Linked DNA regions of Mus musculus: region 1 is linked to region 2. A link is a loop called in an ENCODE intact Hi-C map of the cell type or tissue named here. Cell type or tissue: gastrocnemius. All regions are shown on one strand. Links, peaks and the distances in the headings refer to the core of each region. The heading gives the core; the rest is flanking DNA.

Evidence for each region. A loop is a pair of places that touch in the nucleus more often than their neighbours do. Peaks named below come from ENCODE experiments on the same cell type or tissue, not always from the same donor. Only the 100,000 strongest peaks of a DNase experiment are listed, where the experiment ranks them.
Region 1: a loop joins it to region 2, with 4 times the contacts of the local background. A loop is called at or near these places in 1 of 42 quality-filtered maps.

The regions. Positions count from the first base shown.
Region 1 is chr7:107,244,168-107,260,031 of GRCm38, reverse strand. No RefSeq gene overlaps it. Among named protein-coding and RNA genes, the nearest start is that of Rbmxl2, 43 kb to the right of the region's middle. In gastrocnemius, for the core only: no CTCF peak of the experiment used is centred there; DNase peaks (open chromatin) are centred at 9,241 and 9,605.
Region 2 is chr7:107,185,576-107,201,439 of GRCm38, reverse strand. Nlrp14 (NLR family, pyrin domain containing 14) reads right to left here. Exons shown (of 11, transcript NM_001002894.2): 5 at 14,728-14,892; 6 at 11,247-11,417; 7 at 10,211-10,381; 8 at 8,824-8,994; 9 at 5,228-5,398; 10 at 4,123-4,293; 11 at 3,337-3,663. The coding sequence ends at 3,531. It also overlaps the pseudogene Gm3765. Among named protein-coding and RNA genes, the nearest start is that of Rbmxl2, 16 kb to the left of the region's middle. In gastrocnemius, for the core only: no CTCF peak of the experiment used is centred there; no DNase peak of the experiment used is centred there.

The sequences.
Region 1 (15,864 bases), core at 7,644-11,643, 56 kb before region 2:
AGCTGAAACACAGTGTAGATTTCAATCTTGGTTCGAGACCTTTTAGCCTTTTGCAAATAACAAGGCTTCAGGAATGAAGAAAACGAGCGGACCAGTCTAAGTTACTAACTATGGTGCCTTGTGAACTATAGTTTGATGTGTGCTTTTTCATTACAGGCTGACAAAAGGGAGCAACAGTATCTGATCTGTCTTGATCTTAAACGCTTAGACAGACAGTACCAAAAGATATTTTTGGAATAAGCAGTTTCTTTACAAGCTCCCATGTGAGTTACTACTGAATTCAAAGGAAAATCTAGGGCATTATTGGCCTATTATTGGCTCAACACACTCCATGTTTCTTGAGCAGTATGTGCATGAACCTAAAAAAAAAAGCTAGATTATAGCCTGGGGTATGAGTGGGAATGACTTCTCTAACTCAGCTAGTTTTCCAATGAGAGTTGTGCCAACAAACCACATTCTATTCTTATTTATGCCCAAACCCCAGAGCCACATATTTGGGGATTTTCCTAAATCCAATTTGATCACAGGAGTTCAAGAAAAAGGCAGACTATCCCTGTGGAGCACAGTTTCTGAATTCAAAAGAAAGACTGTTGCTGCTAGGCAGAAAGCTGATTGATGTAAACTCCTGTTTTCTCCCCTGAATATCATTACTAAGCAGTTCTGAAAACTGTACTTCCTAAAACTGTCTCTCATTTCCCTACAACAAGCTAGAATACACACCCACCCTCTGGTATCAGAGAATGCTTACTATAAAGCCCTTGCCAAACAGAGGCTTCCTACATTCTCTTTACAGAACCTAGTCCCTGGTCAGCCACATGTTTACCTCCACGCTTCACCCTTGCCATTTTCCTTTCTAAAATGCCCCCTACTTCTTCCTAATTTGAGGGGAATCTAAATTTCTCTGAGTTTCATGAACTCTCTATTCTTCATAACTGAGTGACTACTACCCTATGTCTTCTACGAGTTCTTCGATCTTTAATAATCTTTAATATTCTCCCATCTGCTGTCCTACTGTGTATTATGGTTTTCTTATATAACTTGAACTTGTCACTTTGTTGTGCTTATATGTCTACTATTTCATTGCAGAAACTCATCTTACAGTTATTTTTGTCCCCCTGTATGAATTCAGCAATTCACATGGGTTAAATGTGTAATCCTGGTGTAAGAGAGATGGTGATGACACAATTTATAATCTTTCTTTGCTTTTACATAATACATACTTGATGGTTAAAGCAGCACAATTCTGGCCAGCTTCTAAGCATTTCATTCCTTTCCCAATCATTTTAGAAACTTTTATTTGAAGCAGTGTCTCATGGAGCCCTGGGTGTCATCGAATCCCTTATGTAGCTGAGGATAATCTTAAACTTCTGGTTCTCCTGCCCTGCCTCTTGAATTCTGTGATTATAGGCAGATACTAGGACTGTATGGCCACTATCGTGGCCAGTTATTTTATGGGATGCGGTGTAGAACTTGGGCCTTTGTGCATGTTTCAGTATTCCACCCAGAGCTTACATCCTCAGCCATGAAGAACTCTATTCTCCTGCTAATTATTATTTTTCTTAGCACCTGCCTGGATTAAATGTTGCTGGGATATATGGAAGGTACTTGACAAGTATTTGCTTACTGGATATAAATCTGAGGCTCTATGAGACATCAGATAGAATTTCTCAGTAATAAATCAGTAATAAATTTCTCAGTGTATATATAACTCTGGGGTACAGGGTAAATTTGTAGTCTAGGGTGAGAGTTGGGAGTCATCAGCTATTGGTGCAAACTGAAGTTAGGATACTGAATGAGATCACTCAACAGGTTACTTCTCAGAGAAGTATTCTGTTTCTATGGGAAAAATGACTTGCTTGTTTAGCTGAGGTGATGAAGGATTTTAGAAGAATGGACAGTGTAATCAGTTCTCAGCCAGGTTTGGCCACAGAATCTAAGATCACCACAAACACCATCAAATGCAGCCATCTCCCTCGATTTTCCTTGGACAAAGACAGCAATTTCTTGGAAAGTTTTATGATACCACCAGAGTAAAGTAGCTGACAGCAACATTCATCATTTATGGAAAAGCATGTTAATAATTCACTGTTTCAATTAACATTTACTGCTAATCAAGATTTCATGTCTGAAAGCCTCATACCCAGGCTCAGCAGGTCGGTTTAGAACCTATCTCCATCTGTCTGCCATGAAGCCACAAAGACACAAATGCCAGATCTTCTTAAAGCTGGAGGGGAGCGTACCTTCCAAAGCAGATGCTCCTGAAAGCCCGTCACCCCAGGAAGTTTGGAAAAACTCCTGCCCCCATATTGGATGTGATGACTCCAAATTTTCACCTCAAACTCACCTGAATCCCAGATTTATAAAGACTAGTATTAAGGGGAAATCCTGTATGATGTCTCATGGAACCTCAGACTCATAGCCACTCAACCATGTTTGTCATATCTTCCAACATCATTTTATTCCAAGTGACCACAAGAAAATAATAACGGGCAGGAGAACAGAGTTCTGTGTGGCTGAGGATATAAGCTCAGTTGGTAGGGCACTTGAAGTATGCACAAAAACCTAGTTCCCAAAGGAAACAGCTGTATTCTCCCTCTGACAGATTAGACATTAGTGCTATTGCTTCTCTTACATGCTCTTTAGTAAGAGCTTATATCTCTCTATCTCTCCCTTTGTACAGCTGGACGGCATTCTATATTACTATCTATATATCCTAGAACACTAGCATACTTGCTTCTACATTTCATCATTTATAATCTGCTTATTTACTAATAACTGTTCCTACAAAAACAAAAACAAATAAAACAAAACAAAACAAAAAACCCTAACAAAAACTACCGACTTTCCCCTGAATAGAAACAGAGGAAGAAAGGATGGTTTCTACCATTTGATTGAACATTGATGCTATTGTTCCAAAACACATATAACCTTATCTGGAAATATTTTACTTATAACAAGCCTGCTTCACTGATTTTGAATTACATTAATACTTTAGTACTTAGCATCAAATGATCAGAGACTCTGGTTTTCGGGCTTAAATAACATTTTTTAATATAATAAATCTTTTTTTATTAGATATTTTCTTTATTTACATTTCAAATGCTATCCCGAAGTTCCCTATACCCTCCCCCAGCCCTGCTCCCCTACCCACCCACTCCCACTCCTTGGCCCTGGCATTCCCCTGCACTGGGGCATATAAAGTTGCAAGACCAAGGGGCCTCTCTTCCCAATGATGGCCAATTAGGCCATCTTCTGCTACATATGCAGCTAGAGACTCGAGCTCTGGGGGTACTGGCTAGTTCATATTGTTGTTCCACCTATAGGGTTGCAGACCCCTTCAGCTTCTTGGGTACTTTCTCTAGCTCCTCCATTGGGGGCCCTGTGTTCCATCTTATAGCTGACTGTGAGTATCCACTTCTGTGTTTGCCAGGCACTGGCATAGCCTCACAGGAGACAGCTATATCAGGGTCCTTTCAGCAAAATCTTGCTGGCATATGCAATAGTGTCTGGGTTTGGTGGCTGATTATGGGATGGATCCCCGGGTGGGGTAGTTTCTGGATGGTCCATCCTTTCTTCTTAGCTCTAAACTTTGTCTCTGTAACTCCTTCCATGGGTATTTTGTTCCCTATTCTAAGAAGGAATGAAGTATCTAATGAAGTATTGGTCTTCGTTCTTCTTGATTTTCTTATGTTTTGCAAATTGTATCTTTTAAATAACATTTATGTAAGTTTTCTGTGCCTGTTTTCCCCATCTATAAGTTGGAAATAGTACATATAATTCAGAAGGCTGTTTCATTAAAGGAAACACTGAACAAGCATTTGCACACTGCCTCCAGGGAACACTGGAGCACTGAAAACATTTCTGCATCACAGGTGAGATGGAATTCTTCCATCTCCTTTGGAAGCACAGGCAAGTACATCACTGGCACCTTTCCAATTATTCATTTCGGTTTTTTCATTCATTAACATTCGACAGATGATGGTGATGTACTGGGTTTTCTTCTAGGAGCTGAGCATCCATTCAAAACCAAAGTCCTAACTATAGAAACTGCAGCTGGGGCCTGTGCACTCCTTAGTCCCTGGGAGTTCTGGGGAGGTCTGTGGGAGTAGGTGGGTGGGTGGGTGGGTGGAGGAACACCCTCACAGAAGCAGGGGAGGGAGGATGTGATACGGTGTTTCCGGGAGGGAGGGAAACTGGGAAAGGGGATAACATTTGAAATGTAAATAAAGAAAATATCCAATTAAAAAAAAAAAAAAAAGAGCCGGGCGTGGTGGCGCACACCTTTAATCCCGGCACTCGGGAGGCAGAGCTATACAGAGAAACCCTGTCTCGAAAAAAAAAAACAAAAACAAAAACAAAAAAACCAACCAACCAACCAAACAAACAAACAAACAAAAAAAAAAAAAAAAAAAAAAAAAAGAAGAGAAAAGAAAAGAAAAGAAAAGAAACTGCACCTTTACCCTGGGAAAAATTTACAAGAATGAATTCACAGCTACAAAGTCATATGGTTATCCATTTTCTGTCACTACTTAAACACCTTAAACTAAATTATATACTGGTAGCTATCTTAGACTAGAGGGACCATAGAAAGACAGTTAAATAAAAATAACAATGAAAATATTGGAGGCACAACAGTTCTCCTTTATCTACCAAGGATGTGTGTCCCCAGGACTCCAGCTTAGCCTGAGTTTGAACATCCTAGACTCTAGAGCTATGGTTTTACCTATACATACATACAAACCCATAATATGCTTTTGTTTTTCAAATCTGCATAGTAACAGAGTGACTAAAGCAGCACTAAAGTATAAGAACAATAATATGATATGACAAAATTAGCAGGATGACTATCTTTAAGACTATGAAGAACAAAGCAAGGATTACTTTGAACATAAGCACTGCCTCTGCTGGAGTTCTAGTTTCATCACTCTCTTCTGTGACCCTCGGGATCTAACAAGGCACTTCACATATACTGGTCAGCGTTCCAGGCTGGACACACAAGTACTGTGATACTGCAGCAGTTGGTCTGCTAACTGAGATGGCTACTGAGTAACCAACAAGCAGGTGGCATATACTGCCTGGATACTCTGAGCCATGGGATGTATCACATCCTGTTTAAGACAGACCAAGATGATATGGGATCTCATTACTGTTCTCCTCCAACTTTTTTACTAATAGTTTTTGGACCACAGCTAACTAAGATTAATTGGAACCACAGAAAATATGACTATTTTAGTCAATGCTTACCAGAAAAAAAAAAAAAAAAAAGGACAAAAACCTAACCCTTAAGAAGGCATTTCTGAGCCAGGCGTGGTGGCGCACGCCTTTAATCCCAGCACTCGGGAGGCAGAGGGGCAGAGGGGCAGAGGGGCAGAGAGGCAGAGAGAAAGGCAGAGAGGCAGAGAGGCAGAGGCAGAGAGGCAGAGAGGCAGAGAGGCAGAGAGGCAGAGAGGCAGAGAGGCAGAGAGGCAGAGAGGCAGAGGCAGAGAGGCAGAGAGGCAGAGAGGCAGAGAGGCAGACAGGCAGAGAGGCAGACAGGCAGAGAGGCAGAGAGGCAGAGAGGCAGAGAGGCAGAGAGGCAGAGAGGCAGAGAGGCAGAGAGGCAGACAGGCAGACAGGCAGAGAGGCAGAGGCAGAGGCAGAGGCAGAGGCAGGTGGATTTCTGAGTTCAAGGCCAGCCTGGTCTACATAGTGAGTTCCAAGTCAGCCAGGGCTACACAGAGAAACCCTGTCTCAAAAACAAAAAACAAAAAAAAACCCAAAAAACAAACAAACAAACAAAAAAACCAAACAAACAAAACCCCAAAAAACAGAATGCATTTCTGAGTCCTTAAAAACGGTTATAAAGATGATGAAGTGTAGCTTTTCACAGTTAATGGTTTCTGGCAGGATAGAGGCAGGGGAGGATCCATTTTTCTTTAAGGGGCTGCCCAGTGGGAGTTTGACCATGCTCTAAGGAGTATTTGGGCAATACACATTAGACTTGGTGTGTTTTGGGAGGGGTTGGGGTAGGGGTGCAAGGGAGAGGGGAGGAGGGTAGACCTGGGAGGAATGAGAAGCAGTGTGATCAGGGTACATTGTATGAAATTCCCAAACACTAAATATATGTTGTCGGGTGGTGGTGGTGGTGTCTCTCTGAGGATATCCTGAAGAAACAAAATGCAGAAGACATGTACTGCAGACACAGGTAATAACTAGTGTGGTGCCTCTCAAGTGGGAATGATCATCCTCATTTCAGAAGCAGAAAGTATCTTTAATGGAACAGGCAAGAAAAGATAAGAGAACAGACTGGAACGTTCTGTGAGGCTTCTTAGGCCAGAGATTTTATTATGAATGAAAATTTAAAGCAGTAGAGTAGCAAGATTGACTTACATTTTAAAAGCTAACTCTGACTTACAAGAGTGAATTCTGTAGGAGCAGGATTGCACCAGGAGCAAGAAAAATCATCAAGCAGAAAACCAACATCAACGGCCAACTAGCACCACCAAGGCAGAGGCGTGCAAAAGCAGATGGAGTCACTTAGAGTTAGAAATAGAGTTCTCTCAGTTACTATTGCTATTGTTATGACAAATTGCCCTGGAAAGAGTTCCTTAGGGAAGAGAGGGCTTATCTGGCTCACAGTTTAAGATACTATACATCTGAGCAGGGAAGTCAAGGCAGATGGAGCTTGAAGTAATTGGTCATATTCTGTTCACAGACGAGAGTGTTATTTTCTTGATTGCCAAGATTTCTTGTTTGTTCAGCTTGTCTTCTCGTATATATTACATATGTATTATATAAGTGGAATATATTACACACACATACATATGTGTGTGTGTGTGTGTGTATGTATATATGTCTGTATGTATGTATGCATGTACTTTCTCTTTTCCTCCTTCCATCCAGACTTTTATTGTGAAGTCTAATATATATCAGGCTGGCCTTGAACGCATAGATGTTTTCCTGCTTCTGGTTCCCAAGTGCTGGAATTATAGGCATACATCACCATTCCCAGCTTTCAGTTACTTTCTAAAAATAGCCAAGGCCTATCTACTTCCTAATGATGGCACTGCCCATGGTGGGCTAGGCCCTCCTTCATCAGGTAGAAATCAATAACATATCCTCAAAGACACCACAGGCCACTCAGTGGCAATCTCCCCATCAAGACTCCTTCAGATAACCCTGAATCGTGTAAAGTTGACAGTAGAAGCTAGCTAGGAATGGCTAACCTCATCAAGACAATTCCTCACAGATGCATGTCATATATACAGACACCCTACCCTTACTAGTTACAAACACGCTTTCAAGACTGGACAAAGTTCATTCTCACAGGAAGCTGTTACAACCACCTCTGCGCGAAGTGCATACATACATACATACATACATACATACATATATACATACATACAGTATTAATGCTTTGTTCTGGCTCTTCAGCTTCTGTTTGAAACTGTACATACTAATCAAAATGTTGCTTCAATGTTATTTTTAAAACCCGTGACCTTTGTTAAGGTACTGCAATTTGGGAGTTTAAACAAACAAGCCAAGTATGGTGGCGCATGCCTTTAATCTCAGCACTCGGGAGGCAGAGGCAGGCGGATTTCTGAGTTCGAGGCCAGCCTGGTCTACAGAGTGAGTTCCAGGACAGCCAGGGCTATACAGAGAAACCCTGTCTCGAAAAACAAAAACAAAACAAAAACAAACAAACAAAAACCCCAAACCAACAAAACTAGATAATCCCTCACAGGCAGGGGTATAGGCTAGCCTAATCTAAGCACCTCACGGGTATATATGGAAGCTTGACTCCTAGGTGACTCTAGATCCTGTCAAGTTGACACTCAATTGGTGATACACTGAGTACATGAAAAGTCAAAACAGATCTAAGGTATATTGCTGGAGCAATTTTGAAAAACTCAGACTTTTTTTTCTTGAAGCTGATAAGTGTGTTTAAGTGATCAAGAACATTAGACACTCACTCAGTTTGCATATCTGAAGAAGGAAAGTCAGAAAACCTATCTATCCCATAGTCGTCTCTTCTGAAGTCTACTTCGGCATGCCACCACTAGGGCCATGAGCCAGGGAGTGCTCACCTGTGTCTGTGGCAAGTCTCATGAAGAATCTTCACTACAGTGGCAGTGCGCTCCATCAGCTCACCAACAGGTAGGTATTAAGCCTTTTAAAGTTCCACCAGCTCTGGGCATGCATATTGGGTGCACAGGCACATTCCCAGGACACCCTGAAGCTGAGTCTCCTATACTATTCAAGGCCACAGTCCTGAACTACCCATGAAACTGCACCTTGCAGCCTTTGAGTCAGTTTCAGTTCTGGGCCTCATGTATGCATCAGGATGGACTCCAACAGATAGTCTCATGTAAATAACCTGTCTTCCCCAAACACAGTATACCATGAAGACAATGCCACGAGAAACCGCTTTTGCTTACACAAGGTGAAAATGTCCTTTTAAGTCTAGTCCCAGGCAAAGCTGGTCCCACTGATCATGCTTAATAAAACAATTTCAATATATTATTTGCAGTAATGAGAGTCCTCCAAGTTGCTATCTCCACCAATAGAGAAGACTGCCACAAAGCCAAAATTTCTAATGTTCCTCAAAACCAAACTTAATCCTATATAATCTTGAATTCTTTTAAATAAGGAGGTGAGCGAGCCTGGTCTACAGAGCAAGTTCTAGGACAGAGAGAGCTGTACAGAGAAATCCTGTCTCAAAAAAACAGAAACAAAAAGTTTGTGTGTATATGTATGAACTAAATCTGAGGAAAGCAGGGGCAATCCATGAGCCAAAGCAAACGTGGAGACTGAGAGGCCTCTAGAAACATAAGTCAGCTTGGAGGCTGCTGGGGAGCAGATCATTTTGAAGTGAGGTAAACTAACTTACAAATTAATTGGTCCAGGCAGCATCCATCCTGCAGAGCCTTTTATAGACAGTGTGTCTCCTTCTGTAGAACAGGCCAGGCACAGAGAGCCAAATAAATGCTTCTTAACACAATAATGGTGAGCTTTACTGCTCAATAGTGGACAAGGTCCAGAGTCAAGCTGGCACAAATCATTTCTCTCCTGCCACACTGTATTATCTAAAAGAAAATGTCCTTGTGTGCCACGTTTGCATCTTAGGTTAAGTTTTTTTTTTTTTTTTTTTTTTTTTTTGTCAATCATTTTTAAGTGTTCTTTCCCATTTTCTCTTTAGGAGAGACTAAATTAAGCTCTGCTCCTCTTTTTCCTGACCATGCATTGGGCTCAGGCCAGGGAAGTGGCAATAAACACACTGGGGTGGGGGTATGAGGCTTCTGGAGCTGATGGGATGAGCCTCTTATTTGGAAGGAGTAAGGTACCTTACTGAGTGAAGGGCAGAGGGAGAGTAATGGATGACCTGAGAGAACTACAGGGGGAAAGGAGAAAGCTAACAGGAGGAGAGGGAGAGGGGGTAGCAGGAGGCATCAGAAGATATGCCTTATGGGAGCATCATCTCTAGAGAGGATAGAACAGTTTTTCAGGTGTTAACTGCATGCTCTGACGCTGTCCCTGCCGGACCACGTTCCTGTCCTTAGATGACTCCTCTCTTCCATTCATTATCTCATACCAAGCTCTGCGTGAGTCTGGCTGAGTGGTTAGTGGAAGCCTTGCTGCCTAGTCCCACAGCAGGGCTCTGGAGGAGACATTTTCTTTTTAAAGGTTTGAGCCAAAAATCAAAAGTGATTATAGTAGTGACTGTGACACTCCAGCAGCCTGTGCCCTCACAGATAAGCAGTGCTGGGAAAGGAAGGTCCTGCCACCCATAGTACTACAGGTCACACAGGGTGAGAGAGGAGGACAGTGCTCACTGACATGAGAGCTACATGGTACACTCATCACCTTTGCTACTGTTTCTTGACCGATGAAACAAGTACATTACTAAAATTCAGATTAAAGTTAACTTATATAAACGGAACATATACTTTCCTTTTACTTCTGGTACTTGTTTGAGACACAGTCTCATATATCCCAGATTGGACTCAAACTGACTGTACTCCAATAAGACTCTGAACTTCTAAAGCCTCCTTTGGCTTTGGGGTACGTGTACACACACACACACACACACACACGTTTGCACATGCACATACACTATACTCATAAATGTACCTGTAACAGTCTATCTCTCTCTCCCACACCCCCACCCAACACCTAGTATCAGACTGAAAGGCAAATAGTAAACTAGAGGACAGATTATATTAACACAGTAAAACTTAATGTGTTTAGAATAAAAAACTTGGATGGAAACAATGATAGTTATTCTTAATACATCATACTAGCAAAGCCTGAAACATGCTCAATGCTGGCAAAATTACAAGCATAATATTTTCTGGAAAGCAATCTAGGAATGGGTTCCAGGTGTTCTAAATATCTTCATAACCTCTGATCTATGCATTTAACTTTTGGAATAGATTATAAGGAAATGATATTAAATGAGATAAAGGGTTTGAACACACAGTTGTTCACTAGAGCAAGTCAGTGTCTAATATTTGGAGAATGATAGGGAAATTAGAGTAAGTCCATACAGTGGAACACAATGTCACTTTTTTTTTTTCCAAGACAGGGTTTTTCTGTGTAGCCCTGGCTGTCCTGGAACTCACTCTGTAGACTAGGCTGGCCTCGAACTCAGAAATCTGCCTGCCTCTGCCTCCCAAGTGCTGGGATTAAAGTCCTGCACCACTACTGCCCAGCTCAATATCACTATTAAAATAACAGACACTAGAAATTTTTAATAGGGGCTTGAGAGAAGGCTCAGTAGTTAAAAGTGCACACTGCTCTTGCAGAGGGCCTGTATTGTGGGGGTGACTGGAAAGTAGGGGACTCACAGCCACCTGTAGCCCCAGCTCCACCTGTATGCCTCTGGCCTCCATAGTACAAATACTCATAAGCACATACACATAAATTACCTTTAAAGTTTCTAACAACAAAGAAAAGCTCTTTTATGTTATCATTTCTCTGTCTTTCTCTCTCTCTCTCTCTCTGTGTATACGTGTGTGTCTGATATGTGTGTGAGGTATGTGTGTGTGATGTATGTATGTGTCTGGTGTGTGGTGTGCATGTATGAGAGATGTAGGGGTGTGTGTGTGTGGTATGTGTGCATGAGACCTGTGAGAGGGATATTGTTGTCAGGGTTACTATTGCTGTGATGAAACATCATGAGCAAAAGCAAGTAGGAGAGGAAAGGGTGTGTTCAGCTTACACTTTCACATCACAGTTCATATCCAAAGGAAGTCAGAAGAGGAACTCAAGCAGGGTAGGACCCTGAAGGCAGCAGCTGATACAGAGGCCATGGAAAGGTGCTGCTAACTAGCCTGTTCTTCCTGGCTTGCTCCTCCTGTTTTCTTATAGAATCCAGAACCAGCAGCCCAGGATGGAATCACCTACAATGGGCTGAACTCTCCCTATAAATTACAAATGAAGAAAATGCCTAATCAACCAAGTGGAAGCAAGAAGAACTATTCAAAGAATTAACCAAACGAGGAGTTGGTTCTTTGAGAAAATCAACAAGATAGATAAACCCTTAGCTAGACTCACTAGAGGGCACAGGGACAAAATCCTAATTAACAAAATCAGAAATGAAAAGGGAGACATAACAACAGATCCTGAAGAAATCCAAAACACCATCAGATCCTTCTACAAAAGGCTATACTCAACAAAACTGGAAAACCTGGACGAAATGGACAAATTTCTGGAAAGATACCAGGTACCAAAGTTGAATCAGGATCAAGTTGACCATCTAAACAGTCCCATATCACCTAAAGAAATAGAAGCAGTTATTAATAGTCTCCCAGCCAAAAAAAGCCCAGGACCAGACGGGTTTAGTGCAGAGTTCTATCAGACCTTCAAAGAAGATCTAATTCCAGTTCTGCACAAACTATTTCACAAAATAGAAGTAGAAGGTACTCTACCCAACTCATTTTATGAAGCCACTATTACTCTGATACCTAAACCACAGAAAGATCCAACAAAGATAGAGAACTTCAGACAAATTTCTCTTATGAATATCAATGCAAAAATCTTCAATAAAATTCTCGCTAACCGAATCCAAGAACACATTAAAGCAATCATCCATCCTGACCAAGTAGGTTTTATTCCAGGGATGCAGGGATGGTTTAATATACGAAAATCCATCAATGTAATCCATTATATAAACAAACTCAAAGACAAAAACCACATGATCATCTCGTTAGATGCTGAAAAAGCATTTGACAAGATCCAACACCCATTCATGATAAAAGTCTTGGAAAGATCAGGAATTCAAGGCCCATACCTAAACATGATAAAAGCAATCTACAGCAAACCAGTAGCCAACATCAAAGTAAATGGAGAGAAGCTGGAAGCAATCCCACTAAAATCAGGGACTAGACAAGGCTGCCCACTTTCTCCCTACCTTTTCAACATAGTACTTGAAGTATTAGCCAGAGCAATTCGACAACAAAAGGAGATCAAGGGGATACAAATTGGAAAAGAAGTCAAAATATCACTTTTTGCAGATGATATGATAGTATATATCAGTGACCCTAAAAATTCCACCAGAGAACTCCTAAACCTGATAAACAGCTTTGGTGAAGTAGCTGGATATAAAATAAACTCAAACAAGTCAATGGCCTTTCTCTACACAAAGAATAAACAGGCTGAGAAAGAAATTAGGGAAACAACACCCTTCTCAATAGTCACAAATAATATAAAATATCTCAGCGTGACTCTAACTAAGGAAGTGAAAAATCTGTATGATAAAAACTTCAAGTCTCTGAAGAAAGAAATGAAAGAAGATCTCAGAAGATGGAAAGATCTCCCATGCTCATGGATTGGCAGGATCAACATTGTAAAAATGGCTATCTTGCCAAAAGCAATCTACAGATTCAATGCAATCCCCATCAAAATTCCAACTCAATTCTTCAACGAATTAGAAGGAGCAATTTGCAAATTCATCTGGAATAACAAAAAACCTAGGATAGCAAAAACTCTTTTCAAGGATAAAAGAACCTCTGGTGGAATCACCATGCCTGACCTAAAGCTTTACTACAGAGCAATTGTGAAAAAAAACTGCATGGTACTGGTATAGAGACAGACAAGTAGACCAATGGAATAGAATTGAAGACCCAGAAATGAACCCACACACCTATGGTCACTTGATCTTCGACAAGGGAGCTAAAACCATCCAGTGGAAGAAAGACAGCATTTTCAACAAATGGTGCTGGCACAACTGGTTGTTATCCTGTAGAAGAATGCGAATCTATCCATACTTATCTCCTTGTACTAAGGTCAAATCTAAGTGGATCAAGGAACTTCACATAAAACCAGAGACACTGAAACTTATAGAGGAGAAAGTGGGGAAAAGCCTTGAAGATATGGGCACAGGGGAAAAATTCCTGAACAGAACAGCAATGGCTTGTGCTGTAAGATCAAGAATTGACAAATGGGACCTAATGAAACTCCAAAGTTTCTGCAAGGCGAAAGACACCGTCAATAAGACAAAAAGACGACCAACAGATTGGGAAAGGATCTTTACCTATCCTAAATCAGATAGGGGACTAATATCCAACATATATAAAGAACTCAAGAAGGTGGACTTCAGAAAATCAAATAACCCCATTAAAAAATGGGGCTCAGAACTGAACAAAGAATTCTCACCTGAGGAATACCGAATGGCAGAGAAGCACCTGAAAAATTGTTCAACATCCTTAATCATCAGGGAAATGCAAATCAAAACAACCCTGAGATTCCACCTCACACCAGTCAGAATGGCTAAGATAAAAAATTCAGGTGACAGCAGATGCTGGCGTGGATGTGGAGAAAGAGGAACACTCCTCCATTGTTGGTGGGATTGCAGGCTTGTACAACCACTCTGGAAATCAGTCTGGCGGTTCCTCAGAAAATTGGACATAGTACTACCGGAGGATCCAGCAATACCTCTCCTGGGCATATATCCAGAAGATGCCCCAACTGGTAAGAAGGACACATGCTCCACTATGTTCATAGCAGCCTTATTTATAATAGCCAGAAGCTGGAAAGAACCCAGATGCCCCTCAACAGAGGAATGGATACAGAAAATGTGGTACATCTACACAATGGAGTACTACTCAGCTACTAAAAAGAATGAATTTATGAAATTCCTAGCCAAATGGATGGACCTGGAGGGCATCATCCTGAGTGAGGTAACACATTCACAAAGGAACTCACACAATATGTACTCACTGATAAGTGGATATTAGCCCCAATCCTAGGATACCCAAGATATAAGATACAATTTGCTAAACACATGAAACTCAAGAAGAATGAAGACTGAAGTGTGGACACTATGCCCCTCCTTAGAAGTGGGAACAAAACACCCATGGAAGGAGTTACAGAGACAAAGTTTGGAGCTGAGATGAAAGGATGGACCATGTAGAGACTGCCATATCCAGGGATCCACCCCATAATCAGCTTCCAAACGCTGACACCATTGCATACACTAGCAAGATTTTATCGAAAAGACCCAGATGTAGCTGTCTCTTGTGAGACTATGCCGGGGCCTAGCAAACACAGAAGTGGATGCTCACAGTCAGCTAATGGATGGATCACAGGGCTCCCAATGGAGGAGCTAGAGAAAGTACCCAAGGAGCTAAAGGGATCTGCAACCCTATAGGTGGAACAACATTATGAACTAACCAGTACCCCCGAGCTCTTGACTCTAGCTGCATATGTATCAAAAGATGGCCTAGTCGGCCATCACTGGAAAGAGAGGCCCATTGGACACGCAAACTTTATATGCCCCAGTACAGGGGAATGCCAGGGCCAAAAAGGGGGAGTGGGTGGGTAGGGGAGTGGGGGTGGGTGGGTATGGGGGACTTTTGGTATAGCATTGGAAATGTAAATGAGCTAAATACCTAATAAAAATGAAAAAAAAGAAAGAAAGAAAGAAAGAAAGAAAAAAATAAAACAGAACAAATATTCTGAAAAAAAAAAAAAGAAAATGCCTTATGGCTAGATCTTATGAAAGCATTTTCTAAATTGACAGTACTTCCTTTCAGATAACTAGTTTGTATGTCAGTCTGTAATAAGACTAGCCAGCACACATAGGGGTGTGTGTGTGTGTGTGTGATGTGAGTGTGAGTTTAGGTATCCCATGGTACTGCATATATGTATAGGTCAGAGGATAACTTTGTGGAGTTGGTTCTCTGTCCATTGATTCTGGGGATTAACCTCAGGTCATCATGGTTGTGCAGAAAATGTTTTATATTAGAACAAAGAGAATAATATTTCATATAAAAATCACAATAAAGGCAACCAAGAACCTTTGGAGAAATGAATGAATTATAGTCTGTAGTGTGAAGTTTATAAACTTGAGTTGGAGAATTTTTTTGTTACCTGAAGATAGAGAAGAGGTTGTTGCAGGTTAAAGAAAACAATCTGAACACATCAGAAAAAAAACAAAAACAACCCCCCCCCCAAAACCCCAATACTACAGAAACTAAATTTATCAGATATGTTTATTTCCTTTGTTTTTAGACTTGAGTTTACCACCCTAAATTAAAAAAAAGTCACTGATCACCTCTGGAGGTTGCTAGGGAAAATAATTACTATTCATAAAATGGGCAAACTAAGAGAAACAAGCACATATAATGGTTTTTCTCCACACAGATTATATCATAGGGCTGTGTTTCTCAAACTGTGATCCCTGGCTCAGCAACACCGCCTGATAATCCCCACAATCTGAAGCCCTCATTCCCACTGTATACCTACTGAGTCAAAACGCTGATCACCCAGTGGCTGGGCAGAAGAGAGGATAGGTTAGAACTTCTATCAGCCAGGAAATGGAGGGAGAGAGAGAGGAAAGGAGATTCAGATCTGCCATGAGGGGAAGGAGGAAAGCTTCTTGAG
Region 2 (15,864 bases), core at 4,685-8,684:
GATCTCATCATGTAACTCTTGATGCCCTGGAACTCACTTTGTATATCAGGCTCAACTTGAACCCAGAGATTCACATGCCTCTTCCTTCCAAGTGCTGAGTATTAAAAGCATGCACCACCATGCCTGGCTCCAAAGTCACTAGTTTTTCCACCCCTACCACACAGAGTTCTGGAATGGTTTGTTCTACAGCTTTACTTAATAGCTCCTAACAATCTTTTACAGATAACTACTGTGCCATTTTATCGAATGAGTATTTTTATTTTTATCTCCAATAGCCTATGCCCTTTCAAAATTAAGCTCCCTTTTGTAACAGGAGCTACAGAGTACTCATTGAAGAATTTTATTCCTTCATCTACCTAAATTACTGATTCTCAACCTACTTAGAGGTTACTTAAAATGCTCACTTCTATGGAGAGTCACCCCAATATTCTTTTTCATTGATTCTAGTATGGAGTGTATATAAATCTACATTTAAAGACACAAGTGACTTTGACATTGGCAGTACTCAGCACACATATGGATGCCATTCTAATAGAATAAGTTAGAGTACATGTATGAACTAAGTCAGGACTGTGGGAAATCAAGGCTTGTGAATCTTTAGTCCTGTGGTAGATAATTTAATGTCTTACTTCCCCCACCCCCATCCTCAATCAAGAAAATGCCCCCATAAGATCTAGCTATAGTACATTTTGAGTAATTAATGCAGGAGTGCCCAGCCCATTGTGGATGGTGCTATAACCTGGGCTTGTGGTCATGGGTTCTATTAGAAAGATAGATGAAGCTTTTTGGAATGGGGATAGCAAAGGACTTTTTCAGGAACCTAGTAACCTGTGGCTACTGGCGGCTATAGGTGGTGCCTGAAGAGTGGCCTGAACATGGAAAGACCGACTGAGGGTCACTATCTTGGTGGGGCTCCAGAAAACAGAAAATGGTATCCTGTATGGAATGTCGGGGAGCAAGGAATAACATTTGAGGATTGGCAACAGAGTTGGCATGACAATAGAAAGTTTCACTACCATAAGAGAATTATCCTGTGTTTTCCTTGAAAGCCAAATGAAGATGAGACCAGTAAGTACCAGGATATATGTGGAAGAGGAGGTGGAAAGATAAGAGCCAGAGGTGATGGATAAATCAAAAAATTGTGTCTTCCAGATACAACAGGATGGCTGGAGATATGAAATCACAGAGCTCAGAGTAGTCTTTCCCAGTGACCAGGTCCCCAGCTTGCACTGAGTTCAAGCCAAAGATCATGAATTCCAGCTGCCAAGTGACCTGCGTGGCCTGGGTCCACTGCAGCGTGGCCAGAGACACCAGACAAGGTAGAGCTAAGTAAAGAGGAAGTGAAATGTCTCATTGCTGAAGCAAAAGGAAAATTACAAGAAGGATGTGGTAGTGAGGAAGAGGAGGCAAGCAGTCCTTCCAAAGATGGCATGCAGAGTGCCCAGACCCAGGATGGGGATCCACAAGATGACTGTATGCTAGATGAGCTGGCCGAGTACGACTTAGATAATTATGACAAAGAGGACAACCCAAATACTGAGACCATTGGCGAATCTCTATTGGCTTTACGGCATATGGTAGTAGTGATCAGGATCCATAGGTCACCCTGGAAGACATGGAACAACATGAGCATGAAGATTTCTAGATTAAGCCGACTAACAACATTGTTTGTGGCCATGCTGAACAAAGGCGGTGCAATTTAGAGGTACACACTTACAATCAAGGAGTCTTTCTATGCCCACCTGACATACTCCTGTCTGCCTACCCTCTGAGTGTGGAATAGCTGAAATTTGATCCTAGCCCAGATCTGTCTACTGGAAATTACATTGCTGTGGGAAACATGACCCCTGTTGCTGAGGTGTGGGACCTGGATATTGTGGACTCTATAGAGCCAGTCTTCACAATGGGAAGCAAGCTTTCTAAAAAGAAGAAAAGAAGAATAGTTCCTCAGCAGAAGAACATATTGATGCTGTCCTTGATGTTTCCTGGAGTAAGACAGTCAGAAATGTGCTGGCAAGTGCATCAGTAGATAACACTGTAATTCCCTGGGATCTGTCTGTGGGGAAGCCAGCAACCAGGTTTACTGAGCTTACAGACAAGGTTCAAACTCTGCAGTTTCATCCATTTGAAGCACAGACACTGATTTCTGGACCCTATGACAAATCAGTGGCTCTGTATGACTGCAGAGATCCTAGCCAGAACCACCACCTATGGTGGTTCAGTGGGCCGATCGAGAGTGACCTGGAATCACTTCATACCGTGTCATTTCTTGGCTAATACAGATGATGGCTTTGTATATAATCTGGATGCATGTTAAGATAAGCTGTTTTCTTACACTTAATGCACACAATGATGAAGTCTCTGGTCTTGATCTGAGCAGTCAGATCAAAGTCTGCCTTATAACTGCTTCAGCAGACAAATTTGTGAAGATCTGGGTCATCTTAGGAGATAGGACAAGTCTCATTCATTCTAGAGACATGAAAATGGGAGTTCTTTTGTTCTTCATGCTGTCCTGACTTGCCATTTGTTTATGACTTTGGAGGACAGAAAGAAGGGGCTTCAGGTTTGGGACATAGACACTGTCTCTTCAGTAAATGAAGCACTTGGAAGATGGGAAAGACTGGTTATTGGCAGCATGAAAGGTTTATTTGTTAGTGGTCCCTGTGGGAACAGGAGCCCACAGACACCAATGGTGTCCTGACAAAGGTCACAGCCTAAAAATGCTCATGTGTACCTACAACCATAGATGGAAACAAAATTCAGTTCCTGTTGTCATTTCTCTCTGCAGCTTTGGTGGCAGTCGACAACCTTTGACTGCCTTCAACTGGATACTGTACAGAGTTCTTGCATTTCTTGAAAATAACGTATAAAAAAATGAAAGAAAGAAAAGAAAGAAAGAAAGAAAGGAAGGAAGGAAGGAAGGAAGGAAGGAAGGAAGAAAGAAAGAAAGAAAGAAAGAAAGAAAGAAGGAAAGAAGGAAAGAAGGAAAGAAGGAAAGAAGGAAAGAAGGAAAGAAGGAAAGAAGGAAAGAAAGAAAGAAAGAAAAGTAAAACGAGCAAGCCATGTTGAGCCAAGTCAGTAAGAAGCATCCCCCCTGTGGCCTCTGCATCAGTATCTCCAGGCTCCTGTCCTGTGTGAGGTCCTCTCCTCCCTGCTTTAATGATGAACTGTTATATGGAAATGAGAAAAACCCTTCCCGCCACAAGTTGCTTTTGGTTGTGGTGGTGTTTCATCACAGCAATAAGTAACACTAACTGGGACAAGTCCTATCATCCAGTTCATTTCTCTATTTCCCAGGGTTTTAAGCTCCATAGTGAATAAAAAACATGACACTTGTGGCATTTTATGTGCTTTGCTTTACTTTCTCAACCTCCACGTGAAACCCAACAAACATTTTACAGAGACGTGAGCAACCTACCCCTACTGAGTGCAGTTCAGTGCTTCTGGACATAAACAGTATTTCTTACAAGTTAAAGACTTTGCCACTTGGAAGTTAGGTTTTTAAATTTTTTACAGGCACATCCGGTTCTTCAGAAATAATTCCACCAGCACCCACTTTCTGTATTAGGACACTCTGGCCCAATGACCAAATGTGGATTATTAATTCTTACATCGACCAGAAACTTCTTGATTTTCTTCTTCAATATTTCCTTTTTGTCTAACCTGAGAAAATAAATGAACATCTTTTCTACCTTCTAAAGCTTTAGGAGAAGAAACAAACCTTTGCTAACACAGGGAATTTAACACTGATGGCAAGTGGGAATTCAAGATATGAAGGAGATGCAGCAAACAGAAGTGGCATATTAACAAGGGCCTCTGGGAGCCTCTTCTCAGGGAAGCAACCAATACATTCTTGTTAATTATACTGGGCACTGTGTCAACCTCAAGTCATAGATCCTTGGAATAGCCTCAAGGATCAATTTTTCCACTTTACAGACTACTTTGAGATACTAGCAAATCTAGTTAAACAGGGGTGGGGCCAGAACTCAAATTGAGGTAGTCTGGTTCCAGATCAATCTATCAAAGTGCAGCAGGCTGATTCTGAGGGCATCAGTGAAAGAATGGGTACCTAAATCCCTCAACCTAGGACATAGTGCCTCTGAGAAGCAATTTAAGACTTACGCTAGAAATTCCATTTTGCATGTTGGAGATCTCAAGACTTTACATAGATTCTTAATTGATTCATGATCAAGGGCATTCTTCATTAAGTTCATTTGTATCACACTTTTGTTGTTAGATAAGATACCTAAGAGATCCTGACAGCAACCAGGGGTCAAACCACAGTTTTCCAATCTACAGGGAAGAGAGACAAAAAGACAAATAACTTTATTTTATGGCATAGGACAAGCACTTAAGAGATCTGTGAGCTTTGGAAGATAATCTTAGAAACTAAGAGATATGAATATAGCTAGAGTGAATTCATGAACTACAGGAACTCACATACTTATGAGTTAAGCATATTTCCTTCTGACATGAATTACAATTCTATTTGTACAAAGTGTTAAGCCCCTTTACCTACTGAATCATCTCACCAGTCCCAACTTAGAAACTTGCTACTGAGTCCTTAAAAAGCAAGAAATAACAAGGCTTCAAAAGCAGTGTTATTTATGTAAATACACATCCAGGGCTAGGGGAGAGCTTCCAGTAGGTGCCTTAAATCAGGGTTCAGATTGCTGTGATAAAACACCATAACAAAAAAGTGATTTGAGGATAAAAGGGATTTTTTTTTTTTGTCTTAAACTTCCATATCACACTGGAGGAAATCATTCGTGGAGGTGTGTGCATGCCGCAGTGCTGAGACTATGTGTGGTAGTCAGAGGAAAGTTTTCAAGAATTGGTCCTCTCCTACAATTTTGGTTCTGTCAGTTCTGAGGATCTAGGACTGAATGAACATGAGTATATAGAAAGGACAGGAGATTACAAGCTCCTTGAGAACTTGGCATTTCTACAGAAACATGATTGGTAAAGTCCTCTATTTCATATGAAAACTTCATTCAAGGACAACTGGAATATCTAAACAATGACAGAGCATGGAGGGCCCCAATAGGATAATACTTATCTGAGACACTAAAGAAAAAGGCAAAGTGAAGATTCTGTAGCAAAAGGCATATAATATACAGGCCCATATATTTGAAATTCTGATCCTTATTTCTCAAAGTAACTTATCTTCTATAGCACCATTTGTTTTTTATTCTCCACATACAAAATTACCTTTCTCTGAACTCACCCTAGCCTCTGAACGTGGCAGTTGGGATTTCTTAAAGCATCACACAGAATATTCAGACCAGCATCATCCAAGATATTGTGCCCAAGGTCTAGGCTCCACAAGTTTGAGTTGTTCACAAGAACAGAAGCCAGATCCCCACAAGCCTTACTCGTGAGAACACAGCTCATCAACCTATGGACAACACATAAGAGGAGGAAAGAGCTCTTTAGTAGCATGAGCTATGTTCTTCCAGGAGAGTTGCCCAGGCAGTTAAACCTTTTTTTTTTTCTATGTATTAGTACAACCCAGGACATAACTGAGGTGACAATATCAATAGAAACAGATGGAATTTCTTAATGAGCAGAAGAAACCAATGTGTAAACAGTTATCTCTCATAAAGTCGAGTGCATATTGGTTTTTTAAAAGCATTTTTGATTCCCCCCTAGGTATTTAAAAGATTACATGTATGAGTGTTTTGCCTGCATGTATGTACACAGCATACACTCCTAGTATTAGAGAAGTCAGAATACTGTGCTTGATTCTCCCGGTACTGCAGTACAGACAGTTGTGTACCACCACTAATGCCCAGCAGCATGAGTGAAGTATATCCATTTTAAAATACATTATTAATGCCTGGAGAGATGTCTCAGTGGTTAAGAACACTGGCCACTCTGACAAAGGAGAGGGAGAGGCAGGCAGATCTCTTCGAGTTTGAGGCCAGCCTGGCCTACAAAGAGTTCCAGGACAGTCACGCCTGTTACTCAGAGAAACCCTGTCTCAGAAAAAAAAAAAAAAAAAAAAAAAAAAAAAAGGATGAAAACGTTTCCAAGGAGCCGTAAGGGTACCCTGTAGGACTTAAGGTTTTTGTTCTTCTTTTTATATGTTTTTAAAGTAAGTTTGGAGGTCTTAGGGTATAGGTCAATTGTAAAAGCCCCAGTTTCAATCTGCTATACACATAGACACAGATACCAAAAGACACACAGACAGACACATAGAGACAGTTGTTAAAATTCTATCTTTTGGCTATGATATGGCTGTTGTACTCAAACTCACAGCAGCTGTGGTTATCAGCCCAATATCAAAATGGGTGAAAGATGGCAGCATCTCTATGTTGACAAGTTTTGAGAGGGAAAGTTTTCTTTTGGGGGTGTAGCTATGTTCTAATAGATGACCCCATACATTTGCATAGGATCAGTACTCTTTAGACTTAGTGGGTTCTAAAATAATAGTAAATTAAAAGAGGCTATGAAGGTGACCACAAACATGTGTATTAAGAAGGCAGGCTGAGCAAAGGCCTTAGATATACTGTGCTCTCTCTCTCTCTCTCTCTCTCTCTCTCTCTCTCTCTCTCTCTCTCTCTGAGACAGGGTTTCTCTGTATAGCCCTGGCTGGCCTCGAACTCAGAAATCCGCCTGCCTTTGCCCCTTGAGTGCTGGGATTAAAGGCATGCGCAACCACCCTGGCTGATATACTGGTCTCTTAGAAATTGTTTTTGTGGTTACAGGAAAGGCATTGGCTTATCTTATCAAGCCGAGTAAAGATCAAGGAAATTCAGAGTAACACACATTAAATATATCTTGTCCCTAAGGATGTGGATGAGTGCTTAGATGTTACAATAAACTCATTTGGGAGTTGTTACCAAATACCTGAAAGTAAGGCAACTTCAAGTGTCCAAAATGAGGCAGAGCATTATGTTAGAAGGGTGTGGCAGGTAACATGCCAACCTAGTGTCAGGCTAAGAAGCTGGAAAGAAAAGTACAGGGGTGGGGAGAAGTGAGCCTTCACAGGCTTCTTCCAAGCAGAATCCAGGTGGGTGAGGTTTCTTTCTATCACAACCTCAGAGAAGCTCTGTATAATGAAGATTTTCAACATCTAAACTTTTGGGGTGGAACATTTCAAATTCAAACTATAACAGCTTTCATGACTCAATCCAGTCAGGATAACACTTTGTGTATGCCAAGAAGCTGAAGGTAAAAGTTGAAGAAATGCTGGGGCTATAGAGCTGGAAAAAATGGCTCAGTGGTTAAGAATATTGTCTGCTCTTCCAAAGGACCTAGGTTCAATTCCTGGTACTCACATGGATGCTCACAGTTGTCTACAACTTCAGTTCCAGGGCTCAAACACTCTGCCTTTCATGGATACCAGGCATATATGTGGTGCAGACACATACATGCAGGCAAAACTTCCATACCCATAAAATAAAAATAAATCTATATGCAGGATTTATATCTCTAAGGACTCAATCATGAGAAGATCGAGCTGCCAACTAGGTTGAGACTGACACCTCAGTCTTATTTTGGAGTTTTTATATGATGAATTATTAAATATCATAAAGTCATTAAACTAATCTACAGGATAATTTAAAGTAGTTAAAAGTTTTCTGGAATAGCACCAAATGAAAGGGAATCTCGCCCATACAATTATCACCATGATGTATTTAAGCCATGCATATTCTTGCTTTTTTTTTTTTTTTTTTGAGACAGGGTTTCTCTGTATAGCTCTGGCTGTCCTGGAACTCACTTTGTAGACCAGGCTGGCCTCGAACTCAGAAATCTGCCTGCCTCTGCATATTCTTGCATTCTTAAGAGAGCTCAGGAATGAAAATGGCTACTTTTAAAACTGGAATTTAGGGCAAAGTAGTGGTATTTCTCTTCTTCCAGTGCTCAAGAAACAGTCGGGAAGTGGCGACTTCTAAGCTAGTTCTTGCTGCTCAGTGAGACCTCATCTCAAAACTAAAATAAAAAACTAGCTGAAAAAATTAACTGGAAAGGGAATCATGACAATGAAAGGAGAGATCTCAAGAGAGGTGGGAATAGGAAATAGAGGAAGGGGGGCACTGGAATATCCACAAGGGGAGGAAAAATGAATACAGAATATAAGGACATATACATATGGAGATGAACCTCAATACTTTGTATGGAAACCCCCAAAAATTAAATGGTAGGATTAATAAGAAAAATATATTAATTATAATAACACAAAACCTTCCGGTTTCTTTGAATATTAACCTAACAGGAAATTAGTTTAAATATAAACCTGGAAATGGAAAGATGGTTCAGTGGTTAGGAGTGTTCTCTCTGCCAGACGGTCCAGTTTAATTACCAGCACTTGCGTGGAGGCTCACAACTGTCTATGTCTCCAGTCTTGGGGAATCTAGAATCTTCTGGCCTTCCTGGGCACCAGGCATGCACATGTACACAGGCATCCATTCAGGAAAACCACCCATATACATAAAATTATAATTAAAATAATTAAATACCTTTTGGAAAAACGAATAAACCTGAAAGGAAAACTAGTAGAGAAATTTCAGCCTTGTGGATGCAGCTGATAGACAATAGATTTCCTAGGGCACAATCAAAAACTAAAATGCCTCCTGTTCAGCCTGATGCCTCTGAACTCTGAGGGAAGCAGACCATGATGGTCATAGTAATTGTAGGTTTTGGTTTGGTTTTAAACCAAACAGGGTCTTTAGCTTTCTCCAACAGAAAGAGAAAAGAGTCCGATCTAATCTCCTCCTCTGATACTCATATTTCTCAGTTCTTCCTTTCACCTCTCCCCTGCCTTCCAAGATCACCCATAGTCCAAAGTACACAACACTAGAATCATAAAAAACCTACTCCAGCTCCTGAAGATTGCAGTGTGGCTGCTGGAGGGAGTGACACAGAAGCTTCACTCCATTATCCGCCAGCTTGTTTTGTCCCAGGTCCAGATGTACCAAGCTCCTGTTGTGCAGGAGAGCGGTGGAGAGATGCTCACTGCCAATCGGAGTGAAACTGCAAGACCTAAGCCTACAGAGAAGCACAGTATGAGGAAAGATGGGAGTCAGCCTTTATTGCCCAGTCAAAGTCTCATGTCTGCTCAACACTCCATCTCAGGGCAGACTTCCTACTGCCATCTTGTCCCCTCAGGAGTCACATCTACATCAAACTCTTAAAAACTGGACTCACTCTCTTCAGAGCCAATCCCAATGTCTGTCCCTTTTTCCAATTTTCTAAAACAGGGTCTCACTTTGCAACACAGGTTGGACTACCCAAAATGGGTTTGAAATGCAATGCTTCTGCCACAGTCTCCCTAGTTCTAGAATTACGGGCACCATACTTGGCTCAGCTTTTCATACTATCAAATGGTAATCTTTTATTTTCCTAAAAAAGTATATAGTCCACTCTTGCAAAAGTAGCTACATGGAATAGAGAAGCAGGCATGAGAACTATAATAGGAATAAGCAAAGTCAGTATTCTTTGTATATGATAGTGATGTTTTAAATCAGTAATTTAATAATTTTGGTACAATATGCCTTATATATGGGGGAGAAATAAATATAACCCTTACAACAAATTAATTTGAAAAAACTAAATATGTAAACATTAAATTCAGGATAAATTTGGGATAATGTGTGTTTAAGAATTAAAAATTATAGGATTACAAAATTACATTTTAAAAGTTATTTCTAGAAATGATAAGTTTTAGGAGTTATAAGACATAATGACTTACAAAAAATGTAAACATCTGGCCTGGGTATATAGTACATGCCTAGAATCCAAGCACTTGGAAGGCTGAAGCAGGGGAATTTCTAATTCTGGACTGGCTTAGGCTATATAGCAAGTTCAAAGTTAGCCCAGACTACATAGCAAGTTCAAAGCTAGCCCAAGCAACACACAATCATATCAAATTATTTCAAAATTTCATAATATGGAAATGATCATACAGGAAGTTAGAGATAAAGCAACAAGATAGAAAAGTTATCAGTAGTATATAAAAATATGCATGATAGTCATCAGGTATGACTTTTAGAACATCCAGAAGAAAAACTGGAGCCTTTGAGGAAGCAATTGCTAACATATCAAAACCCCAAAATATATGAAAACATGCTCAACAAAAATCATTTACAAGTTGTGGTTTTTAAAGATTCTAATATATATATATGTATGTATAGTGTGTGTGTACATACACATATACATTCATTCTAAGCTATGCTAGTTTGGGAAGATGACAGCAAACACTCACACAAGGCTCTGCAGAGTACACTGTGGATGCTTCAAGGTATGGCTGAGCAGCTTTATCCCTTCATCTTCTAAGACGTTGTCTGACAAGCATAAATGTGTCAGCCTCTTGCTTTTGGTGAGAGCCGAGGAAAGAACTTTACAACCAGCTTTTGTGAGGCCACAGCTTGCTAAGCTGAAGTGGAAATAGATGGAAAAGGACCCACGCATCAGTTTCCAAAGGTCCTGCCTTACTCCACTAGGAAACTATCTGATACTTATATCGGCCAATTTTCCTGTAGAATCAACCCCAACAAACATTTAACTTGTGAAGTCCATTGCATTTAAGTACTGGAGAGAATGAGACAAAATGGGAGAGAGGTCTAGAAAGTGTGAAAACAAAATAGAAAAGTATAAAGCCAAACACAAGAGGATAGGGCTGGGAAAATAGTTCAGTTGGTAAGCCCTTGCCAGGGAGAGAGAGAGGGGGAGAGAGAGGGGGAGAGAGAGGGGGAGAGAGAGGGGGAGAGAGAGAGGGGGAGAGACCCACACCTACTGACACCTCTACTCTCCCACAGATACATACCCCCACCCACCCCATCCCCCAACACACTCCCATTTCCACCCCCAGACACAGACACATACCATCACTCCCAGACACCCCCACCCCCAGACATAGGCCTCACCCTCTACCCAGACCCCCCCCCCCAGTCACATACTCTCTCTCCATCAACACATCCAGGCAGAATCTACAGAGACCCCCCCCCCAGTAGACAGACCCCTCTCACAGGCCCACCCTGCTCCCCCCCCAGATAGTGACAGAGGTGCATATACACTGAGCCAGAGCCAGACTGAAAGAGACAGACACAGAGACATAGAGACACAGAGGCAAACTTGGGAAAAGGGGACATCTGGCCATACAGCTTAGTGTTATTAGATGCTTACCACGTTCAAGGTTCTAGACTTAATCCCAAGACAAAAGGAAAATAGAAAGGCATACAAAGAAACCTGACCCAGCTATGTTAACCCACACATTATTCCTATCCAGTCCATTGACTCACGCCAGTCTCTCTAGAGAAGAGTTTGGATTTTCTAAGACCTCACACAACGACTTTACTCCATCATTTGATAGATTGTTGAGGGACAGATTCAGAAATACCAGGCTCCTATTGGTTTGGAGAGCATTGGATAACTTTTGACAACGGGCTACATTCAGGTCGCAGGATGCCAACCTGAAAAGCAACACACAGAAGGGGAAATGACATTTCAGAGAATTAGAACCACTGTTCACTCAGCCTGGCCTGGGGGTGGGGGCAGGAAAATTCAGCTTCCTTTCATAAACCAAAATATTTAATAGCTGAAGCATACGGCCCTGATAGATGCTTCTTCTGTAGTCCTACTTAGTTCTCTATCAGGTTGGAAAATCCCAATGCCTTTCGAAAATATGAATGACTACACTTTTAAATCCATTAAATGGTATTTTTTTTTTTCACAATGAGGAAAGGGGTTGCCTATACCTACAACGAGAAGATGGGACAGAGGGAAGCTGTGATGTTGGCGTTGTATACTGATTTGCAGAGCAAAGATGAACCACAAGTCAAGTGCCAAATCTATGTCTCCCATGGGTTTTTATTCTCGAGTCAACTCACATTTTCTAAACAACCTAATTTTGCTTTAATATTGAAAATTTTTATTGTTAAAGCACTTGGTAAATTAAAAGAACTTTACCCACCAATAAGGTTAGTCAGACCCAAAGTCTATACATCTTAAGTGATCTTCTACAGAGTTAGAATAATGCCAGGGTGGAAAGGTGGGAGTGGGTGGGTAGGTGGGGGAGCACCCTGGTAGAGGCAGGATGGTGGTGGGGGTGGTGGTGGTGGGGTGGGTTGGGAGTTTCCAGAGGGGAGACCTGGAAAGGGGATGACATTTGAAATGTAAATAAAGAAACTATCCAATAAAAGAAAAAGAATGAAGAAAAAAAATAAAATAAGGGATTATTGCTTGGTTGGCAGAGTGCTTGCCTAGCATGCACAAAGCTGTGGGTTTGATCCCCACTTCCACATTATAAAAAGAAGAAGCAGCAAATAAAATTGAGTGAAACAGAAAGTACATGTGATATCCTTCTAAATATTTGCACAAAGGCCTATGAAGAGGTGACATGGGCTGTGTGCACAGTATGTGTAAGAGTTAGGTGATAGGACATTCCAGGCATACTCTATTGTCTTTTTTTAAAGTTATTTCATTTGTATTGTTTTAATTTCTTTTTGAAAATTTTATTAGTAAGGCCTAGCCTTTAAATAATCTTTTTTAACCGAATCACTAGATTCCCTTTATCACAAGTCAGGTTTGTATTAGTAGGAACAGGAACAGTTCAGTGTCATCCTGTCTTCTGTCACTGTAACAAAATAAACAAGTAACTAAGTGGGGTAAGATTCCTCTTGTTCATGGTTTCAAAGGCTTCAGTCCATCATGGCATGGAGTAGGTGGGCAGAGGCTTAGTGTAGTGCTAGGAAGGTATGGGGGAGAGAAGAGAGAGGGCAAAGAGAAAGACTTACTCTGTAATTTTGGTTGGCCTAGAATACTCTACCATGTAGGCCATGATGGCCTTGCCTCTCAGATGGACTTCTTCTGCAATTAACAATATACACTCATCTACCCCAGGCTTTCCCTTCATATTCCTATTCCACAGTATGCAATGGTTAAAAACACCCACCAAGAAAAGGACAATACATTTTTTCATCAAGATAAAATTTATGAAATTAAAGTGAAACATTCCCATGAAAAATGGTAATGTATTTGTACCTTTTCAGTATGTCAGGTACAAAATATCTGAAATCTATAATTTAAACTTTTCTAGTACATTTTAGTCTTATATTTGCAAAATTCTTATGATAAGGGACCCAAGTTAGCAGATAAGCCTGGGAAGTTCTGCTTTTCAATACTTTCATGACTCATATCATGTAAAACCAGAAAGTAAAATATCAAAATCCACCTCTAAAGAGTTCAGCTCAGCATGATCTATGCACAGACCAGATTAATTATTAATATTAATTATAAATATTAATTATGAATACTAATTAGAACTATTAATTACGAATATTAATTATTTGGACATTAATACTGTCCAAATAGGAGATCTAAAGCAAATAGGAAGCTGGATATTATCCCACATGAAATATTTAGGAGGCCTACAAGACTAGAGATTATAACACACACGTGGCCACACATTTAGAAAACAACCAGTCTTCCATAATGTAGGATTACTGCAAACTTGAACAGTCACTGCTGGCTCTACTAAGTCAAGTTACATCTAGAGTCTCTGACTCAGCAGCCTACTATATAAACCTACGGTGAGTATCTTCAGTATAATGCATTATTCAAATCTCAAAGGAAAAGGGGTCTTATGTCCTGCCACTTCCAGTGCCAAAGCCTTTGTTTTAGATCCATAGATAACACTGTAAGAAAACATCTTCCCTAACAAATAACAGTGTGGATATTTTCTTTGTTTTGTTATTGGTATTTTATCTTTAGTCATAAGAACCAGTGACATATGTCTCACTCACGTGGCTTCCAGATAATACAGGTTTAATCCTAAGTCTACTTGCCTGGTAGTTAAGTTTCTGTCTCAACCTGACCTACTCTCAACCATACTCAAGACTTTCCCATCAACTCTTTGAGATGCTATGTGTTAAGTGAATTTCATCTTTTAAAACCTATGTTAAGTGAATTTCATTTTTAAAAACCTGGTTAAGACTTAAAAAAAAAACTCAGTGGTCATAGAATTCAACTTCCTATTTTCAAAAGCCCTTATGCCAGGTTTTGCTATGTTTCAAGTACCTGGACTATGTTTTATTTATGGGAAGTAACTTACCTTGGCCCTTCATGCATTAAGATTCAGTCTTGACTCACAGAACTGTCCAGGGATTATAAAAATTTCTAAGATGAATCCATTTTTCTGGCTTTGTGCATGAGAGAAACTGATTTAACTGACTTTCACTAGACAATAAGTTTTCTTAAAGGCTATCATCCAATGTGTAAACTAAGTATGATGACTAAGGTTCTCCTTATTCCTAAAGAGCATCAACTGGAGGGCCAGCAGTAAGAGGAACAGTACATGACAGTGAGCATACACCTTGACAGTTGACAGTTGCTACACTGTTCTTTCTCAGCCTTCCAGGGTTGGCTCTGAGCCACAGTTGAAGATGGCAGGGATTTGCTATCAATAATCAAGCACAATGGAGCTTTCTCTAACATTGGTTCCTGTTATCATTAATCAAAGACATAATATATGCCAGAACTAAGAAAAGTGTTAAATGTTCATTAATTCTTGGTCTATTCCCTCTCTTCATTTGAAAGATAAAGGACACAAATATACAATGAAAAGTGTTTCATGGGGAATGAGAGGAGTGAGTAGTCTTCCTGGGGTTGGGGATGAACTAGAAAAGTAGACTTCCACTATACAGCCCTGGGAACACCAAGTCCAGATTTCAAGTGTCTACTGGGCAGACACAAGTCCAAGTTATAATGAAAACTCAAGCTTACCTAAGCACCCGTAATTTACATCCTTTGCATTTCAAGGCTTCACATAAGGTCTTTAGTCCATTGACTCCTAAATCAGTTTCTTTCAGGTCAAGATGTGTCACCTTCTTATTGGAAGCCAAGAAAGTAAAATCCTGACAGCCATTCAGGAAATCGACAGCTCTGAATCTTCAAAAGAAATATATGCAGCATGATTATATAATTATCTCCACCCACAGTTTTATCATCTTCAATTCTTATTCTCATCTCTTCTCTGACTCTTGGGTTTCTCATACTCCAGGGTAAAGCTCCAAACAGAAAGTTCCAGAGAACTGCTACCACCACCACCACCAAACACCACCACCAAGGCTACCACATAGCTTTGGGTTTGTAGCCTGACAACTGACATTCTCAATTAATTTGACATTACTGGAGATGGAAATGGAAATGAAAATCTATCAGGGAAGTTAGCCTCTCAACTTTTGGGAATGACTACCACAATTATCCAGGTTACTCCAAATTCTGCGATGATAACATCAACTTACAACACTTAAATCCTTTCTATAATCAAAAGTAAATACACAAAATCATCTACCACATGTCTATCATTAGCAACATATACTGTTGCAGATATGCCATCATTCTGTGGGCTTAAGTATACAGAGGGTAGTATAGGTAATAAAGTTCATCTCCTGATTTTTCTTTACTTCCTCCTAAATGCATTTTCATTTAATATACTTGATTTTTCTGCAGTGCCTCTTATAGACCAGAATTCCATCTGTCCATACTTCACCTTAACTAGTAAGCCCCTGGAAACCACTTCCTTTCCAGCTCATTACCCAGCAGTCTTCCTCCATTCCCTCTCTCTCTAGCTTAGTGCCCTCAAGAAAGTACTTTTGCCCATTTACACAGCTAACCATCTTCCCCAACTCATTTTGTAAGTATATTAGAAGCAACTTTGTTTTCAGGGGAAAAACGACTTACCATCAAGAAGCCTAATTGAGAACAGTCACCATGATATCATCCCTTAGAGGGACCCTTCTGTTTTATAAGAAACTACCCAAAAGGTAGCATCAATTATTTATATTTACACCAGTGACATTTGGGGAAAACAATGTGAGGGAGATGCTCAGAGATGAGTAAAAAGGACTCATACATCCA